Regions from separate parts of the Homo sapiens genome. Here region 1 is linked to region 2. Evidence: read pairs that join two places in POLR2A ChIA-PET (ENCODE). Cell type or tissue: A673. All regions are shown on one strand.

Region 1 (4,000 bases), 72 kb after region 2:
CCTTCAGAGAGACTGGATTTGAGTGAAAACTAGGCCTTCCACATGCCTAGCCTGGCAGCAATTAACTTTCTTCACTGCAATACCGTAGTCTCAGTGAACTGGTTTTGTCTGTGCAGCAGGCAAGAAGAACCCATTAGGCAATTATGCAGCTCTCGACTTCTAACCCTTTTTAGACCATGAGAATCCTACTTACCCTTTAATCCCTGGTCGGATGTCTCCTCCTTCACAAAGCCCTCCCCAGCTTCCCTTTGGCTAGGTACAATGACACCTTCCTATAACTTTCTGCAGTGCTTGGCTCATTTCAGTATATTTCTGTTTCAGATTACAGTTTAATATTTGCAAGTGTGTCTTCTCTGACAGACCGTAAGCTGTATAAGTTAAGGGATGGCCTTTTAGTTATTTCTGTACCCCTCACAGTGCCTAATTCAGAGCTTTGAACTGAGAAACAAAACTGAAATCCTAAGCCCTCCAACAAACTGAATAGACCCCCACTTGGCCAAGAGGACCCCAGAGAACCCCTAAAAACTGAGTTCTGGCCATGATAGGATGGGAACTCAGACATGTTTCACTATCCCCCCTCGTTTGCTGGCCCCATTAGCTTTTCTTCACTGGGGGCTGAACAGAAACCAGCCCTTTGGAAAGACTACTCCACACCTGATATCAACCAACTGCATGACAGTGCCCATCCCTTTTGCAGTTTCAAAACAACTGACCAGCATTCCTTCCTGATAAGACTACCACTGACCACAGTGTGGTTTTGGCCAGTCTACAGAGGATCCACAGAGAGGGTTTTTTTTTTTCTTTTCCTTTGCTTCACCTTTTGACATCAGAGGGCTAAAGTCTCCACCCTCATGTCATGCTAATGCCACTGTTTTTGGACCTGGGTCCCCATGGAAAGGCATGAAGCTCAGTTGTGCGTGTGCATGTTTCTCCTCCCATAAATATCCACAACTCCTCCTAGAGATTGTTAAATATGTATACTTGGCCACACCATTCCGTATACATTCTTGCACCCTTTGCCCCTCCCTCTGAGTATCTGTTTCTGGCTTCTGGCTAGAGGCTACGATTCCCAGCCTATCAGACTGGCCACCAGCACACTGCCCTTTATGAGAAATGAAGTTCTCCTTTCCAGATGTATGAGCCTAATCATTCTTCAGTTGACAAAATCTTGCAACCTCTGTGTGCCGAAGTAACATAAAGTAAATTAAAAGGATATTTTTCACAACAAGCTACTATCTTAATCAAGGTCCTCCAGAGAAACAGAGCCAATGGTGTCTATAAAATGAGGAATTGGCTCCTATGACTATGGAGGCTGAGAAGTCCCATAATCTGTTGTATATAAGCAGGAGGCCGAGGAAACCCAGTGGTAATTCAACAGGAGCCAAAGGCTGGAGACCCAGGAGAGCTGATGGTGTAAATAACAGTTGAGGGCTGGAAAGATGAGACATTTCAGCTCCAGAAGTGAGGCAAGAAGGAAAAGGGACAGGTTCTTCCTTCCTCTGCCTTCAGGCTGTCAAGGGATTGAATGAGGCCCACACACATTGGGGAGGGCCATCTGCTTCAGATGCTAATCCCCTGGAAACACCCTTACAGAAGTCACAGTTAATCTGGGTACCCCACACTGCAGTCCAGGTGACACAAAACACAGTTACCCAGAGGGGCCTCAGCAAGGCAGACAGGCTTGTGACCCAGGAAGAGGTTAGGAGGCTTCTCTTCTCCAGCCCTGATCCTGCCTTCTTTGCCATCAAGGACCTTTCTGGGGCACCCAGGGTCTCTTTTTGCCACATCATTTACTGTCTTTCAGCCTTCTTTTCCCAACCTCCCAGACTGCTTCCTCACTATCATTTTTTTCCAGAATATATTGTTCATGGCCATTATTATTATCTTAGAGTGAAATTAAATCATATGTTACCTCTCTCATTGTGTTTACATTTCAGACTTTATGTGTACTTCTGGAATGAAAAGCTCTTCACTCGTTAAAAGCATTTAGGACTTTCATTGCACATTACAAAAAAGCACTGGGTTGGGACTTAGAAAACCTACAAAAGGTGGACACTATGTAGAACACTTTTAGGATTTCTTCCATCCTGAGATTCTGCAATTTTTTTTTTTTTTTTTTGAGACAGAGTCTCGCTCTGTCTTCCAGGCTGGAATGCAGTGGCCCGATCTTGGCTCACTGCAAGCTCTGCCTCCCAGGTTCACGCCATTCTCCTGCCTCAGCCTCCCGAGTAGCTGGGACTACAGGCACCCGCCACCACGCCCAGTTAATTTTTTATGTTTTTAGTAGAGACGGGGTTTCACCGTGTTAGCCAGGATGGTCTCGATTTCCCGACCTCGTGATCCGCCTGCCTCGGCCTCCCAAAGTGCTAGGATTACAGGCGTGAGCCACCACACCTGGCCAAGATTCTGCAAATTTTAAAACCTGTGGAAAAAGAGTTTGAAAGAATAAGTCAGGGTAAATTTGCCAGGGATAATAGAGCTGCAGTTTTTCCATAAACTCTGTTTTCCCTGTAACTGTGTAAAAAAAAAGGTAATCTTACAGGGACATGTGATATGGTCCTGTAGTCAGTGCCAGGCACAGGAGCAACCTCTGTCAAGTAGTGTAGAGGGAAAATAGCAATGGGATATGGGGCATAGCTGGTCTGGGGCTAAGCACATTTTGTTCAGGCCAGGCCTAACCTAGAAAAATGCTCTTTGAGATGCAAGAGGTGGCACAGCCAACAACCAAGAAACAGCTCCTGACCTCTTGGTCTGTGTGGTATGCTGTGCTGGGGGGGGACTTGGGTTACTTCTTGTGGACACACTATTAGCTGGAACCTATTCAGTGGAGCTGCTTACACAGAAATTTTCCAGCACACAGCTGCACATAACTAGAGCCCTGTTTTCTCAACCAAGACTCACAGTAGGAATTGCAATTTACATCATAACTCAGTACTCAAAAGGCTGGCCTTGGATGTATTCTCATGGCTCAAGGATTTTCTCCAAGTTCTTCTCCTTGCCATTCTTCTGTCCAGTTGCCTCAAACCTAAATTTCCCCCTTGTGCCTGTCTTCTTTAGTCTTCTTTAGTCTCTTTAGTCCCACCTCTTCTTTGGGAGGACTGCATAGTTTTTAACTTTGGTTTCTACATAAGATGTTTTCTCTTGCTGGGTTCCCTTGTCTCCAAGCATCATAGCCCAGGGGCAACTCCTTACCCAGCTACTACACCCAGTCTTGGCATGCAGACTCCACCCACCCCAGCTCAGGTGCAGCGCCCCAGGTCCTTGCTGTGTGGGAGGAAGAATCAGACAGGGAGTGACATGGCTCATGGCTGAAGATCTGGGAATCCAGTACACGCTCTGAGTCAGCAGGGAGGTAGCAAGCAGGCTTTACCACCCAGAGCACGATGGCTCATTTTTTGGGGCCTTTGGGATGGAGGGCACAGTAGCCAAGGATAAAGGTATAAAGGCACCTTGGAATGACCAGGGGAACTGACCACCTCCATTGCCTGAACCAAACTTATTCTACTTGTCGGTTTGGGACTTTCCTGTTGCCTGTCTGTCATGGTTCACTTTTCCTCTGAGAGTGTTTCAGTTCCAAGCTGCTTGTAATTTTTAATTTACTGTTCATATACTTGTGTGCGAAGTTGACACGGATGTAGATGTAGCTCGTATATAGCTGAAAACACACTGAATAAATCAGTGGCAACATCTGCTCCCCTGGGGGCCTAGGTGCTCCTTCTCAACCCACCCACCACGAGGATACATGGGCAGCCTGGGATATCTTGTTTCTTCCCTTCAACGGATGTTCATAAAAGGAAAAAATATCACACATATTCGTCCAAATTCCTTCTCTGAATATGTAAAAGAAGCTTGTCCAACCCGCAGACCATGGGCTACATGAGGCCCAGGAGGGCTTTGAATTTAGCCCAACACAAATTCGTAAACTTTCTTAAAACATTAAAACATGAGATTCTTTTGGAATTTTTTTTTTTAGCTCATCAGCTATCATTAGAGTTAGTGT
Region 2 (4,000 bases):
TGCTATGAGTTAAGGATACTATGAAGCTAATGAACTATTTTCTTTCATATAGGTAATGCTGGACTCTAGATATAAAATAGCTTCATTTCCTAAATGAGTTGGAGAATAAAACTTCAACACATAACAGATATCTCAGTTTTTCAATCTAAATAAACTGATCTCAGGGCAGATGTATTACCCTAGTCCTAGCCTATGAGAACTTGGACTGTGTTATTGAGGAGACAGAAAGATGTTCTGCACGTGAGCTCTCTTAGTAGATAGTGGTCCTCACTAGTTTGCTATCATCTTGATTTTCTGAAGGTCAAAGTCTCTCAATTGTCTTGCATATGTAGCCTCATCAGCTGCAGAAAGAAGACTAGGCCTCAAATGCCTAAAGCCCTTGGAAAATACAATTTCCAACCTTCTGGAAGTTTCTCCTCTGCCTTTCATTTCACTCGAGAAGACGCAACTTACTGAGAAAAAGGCTGGAGCAACTCCTTAGAGGCTGGCAAGAGTGCCAATCCTTCCTCCAGCTCAGGAAAACAAGATTTTGATCAAGACAAGACTTTGTTTCAGAGGCTGAGGCTGCAAAGCATAGCAATTTGTGCCCACAAACTCTCTTGTGTTTCTGAATTCCAGTGTAACAGCTGAATGAGATTCATTAAATGAAGAGGGGGTAGAAATGCTCATGGAGTGTTTCAGAGGCCATAGGCCATGGAGGTGGTTGTTCAATAGACATCAGAAACAAAGCGACCAAGCTGAACCTGTGGAAACCATGGCCTTATTCTTGGAATGGGAGGCTAGGAGTCAGACACTGCAACCTGCTTTCAAGAGCAACTGTGCATTGGAGTAAACGAGGTGCATGTGCGTGCAGTTTCACAGCTTGGGTGGTGTGCCACTGGGCCTCAGGTTGGTCTCTCTTGACTAGGTATGACTATATAAAGTGCAATGTGTCAATCTGATCACATCTCAGCCAATGGAGAAGTTGGAGGCCATACTTCTCTAGCTTTTTTCCAAGGCAGGGTTACTTCTGCCTAGTCAAACACCAGGAAAATGGGATTATGACCAAACAGGAGCCCAATTTTACATTTAGAGATTGTTGACCCAAGCCAGGAACACTCAGGAACAGTCTTAGATTTGGGGATTTGAAGAATTTAATTCTTTTATTTAGGACATGTGATTCTTTTACTGGTAAGAAAAGAATGCTTGGCATTTTCTCATAAATCTAGAAATTGGTGGAAAACATTGATCCAAACTGCATTTGTTCTTGATGCAGATATTTCCATGAAAGATGTTTGGACTCATGAAAGCTCAGATGTCTCAAGAAAGCCAGAGAAGGCTGTGTGGGGTAGGGAAGCTCTCTGCTTGTGAGTGGACCCATTCTCTCCCTATCCCCAGGCTCTTTGGCATTTTCCTTTGAGGACAGTGTTCTGCAATGCCTAATTAGATGCTGTCTGTTGGCTTTGGTATCCCATCGCTGTGTTCCTAGTTTGTCTTACAAGGATTGGGTGTACCATGTTAAGACAAAACATTGCAATGTTAAAACACAACACTGTTGTGAAGATCATCTTTGTTTTCAGAATGTATTTTAAGAGCTAGTGGAGTAGAAAATGGCCGGTTTGTTGTCAGTAAAGCTCTTCCTTCACCCAGAAACCACAAGAGCCTGACAGTCAAGTCATTCTCACAGGTGCGTGTGGTCCCTATCAGGGATGTGCTGGGCTGCCAGCCTCCCTGACGGGCCCTTTGTGGTGGCGCTGCTGAGTTACCCTAGCATGCCACCACGGGATCAGACTACTGCTGCAGACTGTTATGACGATGTCACCCGGAGGTGGCAGACCTGAGTGTGAAGCGTGATCCTGCTCTCTGACACAGGAACTTGTCATGTCTGAGGAAACTGACCTTTAGTTCTGTACCAGCTAGAGTCAGGAGGCCAGGAATTTCCTTTTGAGCCCCAGGTCAACTTGGATTGTATGAAGTAGAAGTCTAAGTGACACCCAGATTTTGCTATTGCCCAAAGAACAGCTTTCTGACCTGGCCCTCCTCAGCCTGCTCCCCAGCGGAGGAAGGCTGTTCCCAGCAGGTCTTCTTCGCTCTTCACCACCTTCCCTGAATCTGGTATTCCCACGTAGAACGACCTGCTCCTAACTGAGTGGGAGGCTGGCCAGCACTGATTGCATGCTGTGTACTTTAAGCTTGTGATGGAATATTTAAGGGCCAGACATGCCTTCCTCAGATAGAGCAACGTGGTCTCGAGTTAAAATTTCTGACACTCAAACTTGAATGGCTCTTAGAGATCAATCACTGTTTCTTGGAGGTGATGGGAAATACCGTAACGTGGAGATCATCATGGGACACTGGGGAATTTAGAGTCTTATTTGTGCTAACATGACACAACCAAGATAAGTTGGAGTGTATGTGGGTGAGATGGCAACAGGCAGAAAGCTAAGGTGCCAGAGATCCGTGAGTAAATTCTATTGTTTCTTGTTGGTAAGGATTTATATTGTATCAGAAAGTGGTAAGACCACAGGAATTTCATATCATCCCTAATAAATATATACATATACATACATTGTATACACGTTAATATCTATATATTTGGGTATACGTGTATGTGTGTATATGTAGCATATTTTTAAGAAGCACAAATAGCTGAGTCTAGGGGAGTGCTTGTGAACTGCATTGTGGTAAATCACTGAGGTATTCTTCAGCAGTGAATACAGTTTTTCACATGATTTTATTACGTCTTTTAAAGATAGTATCAGTTGTATTTCTGAGAGTATTTTGACATCTTTGTTTATTGAACTTGGTGGCCATTTAAGTTAGTATTTTCATTTTGAATAAGCCCCCTCAGTCTGCACCACAACTTAAAATATAACCTGAAGCACTTTGGTACTCTATGTGGTCGTTGTAACTTAATGCCACACTGAATGCTGTGGCATTTCATAAAGTTACTTTTTTTTTTTTTTGAGATGGAGTCTCGCTCTGTTGCCCAGGCTCGAGCGCAGTGGCACAATCTCGGCTCACTGCAAGCTCCACCTCCCAGGTTCATGCCATTCTCCTGCCTCAGCCTCCCGAGTAGCTGGGACTACAGGTGCCCACCACCACGCCTGGCTAATTTTTTGTATTTTTAGTAGAGACAGCATTTCACAGTGTTAGCCAGGATGGTCTTGATCTCCTGACCTCGTGATCCACCCTCCTTGGTCTCCCAAAGTGCTGGGGTTACGGCGTGAGCCATCACACCTGGCCAAAGTTACTTCTTAAATACAAGGATGGCTCTTTGCCGTGATCATGGTTTCCATGTTTGCTTTCGTTCCATCTGGCTTTCGGTTACTCCCATTTCCCTTTCCCAGTCTCTGTGAGCGGTAACACTTGGTATCGTATAGCATCATCTGCGATACTCCAAAGGAATGGGCAGACATGCACTCCTGCGCCCTTCTAATGTCCCTAGGAAAGCAGCACACTGACCCTGAAACTGCCAGCACAGAGCCACATCAGCAGCAGGAAAGACACTGAGTGAGCCAGTATGTGCAATGACAGGATGGCTTTACACAAAGACTCGGTTGCATGCCAAGTCAGGGTGTAATGGAGCAAGCCCCCAGGGCAGACCATGCCCACTGCACTCTCTCTGAGCAGCTGAAGTTCTGTCTCTGCATGTTCATCTTAGAAGGTGGCATGGATGCCAGAGTGCAGCTTCTTCCGCCTGCCCCTAATAAGACAGTGAGTCAGGGCTCAGGTCCCCCAGGAAGAGGAAACTGCAATGAACGGGCACTTTCTCTATCATTTGTGTGGCATGTACCACACTGCAGCCACCCGTGTCACTGCTCCTGTGTAACAGGATTGATGTTGCTATTTTCCTAATGATCCTGTCTACTGAGAAGGCAGGAAGCCACATGCCTCCTGCAACAACCAGAAGCCAACAAGCCAGTCTCCTCTCTCAACAAGGTAAGACAAATGATGTAAAAATAGGTTAAATTACTTCGAAACTTTAATTACAGATACTTTTCCACGCAACATTTCTGAA

What was found. Peaks named below come from ENCODE experiments on the same cell type or tissue, not always from the same donor. Only the 100,000 strongest peaks of a DNase experiment are listed, where the experiment ranks them.
Region 1: POLR2A ChIA-PET joins it to region 2 with 6 read pairs; 2 of 35 experiments call an interaction of 5 or more read pairs at or near these places.

The regions. Positions count from the first base shown.
Region 1 is chr18:10,416,654-10,420,653 of GRCh38, reverse strand. All of the region lies in intron 1 of LOC105371988 (a long non-coding RNA gene), which reads right to left. Among named protein-coding and RNA genes, the nearest start is that of LINC01254, 4.3 kb to the right of the region's middle. In A673, no CTCF peak of the experiment used is centred here; no DNase peak of the experiment used is centred here.
Region 2 is chr18:10,488,644-10,492,643 of GRCh38, reverse strand. APCDD1 (APC down-regulated 1) reads right to left here. Exons shown (of 5, transcript NM_153000.5): 5 at 2,695-4,000. Among named protein-coding and RNA genes, the nearest start is that of NAPG, 35 kb to the left of the region's middle. In A673, a CTCF peak has its summit at 1,798; no DNase peak of the experiment used is centred here; H3K27ac peaks cover 3,056 bases.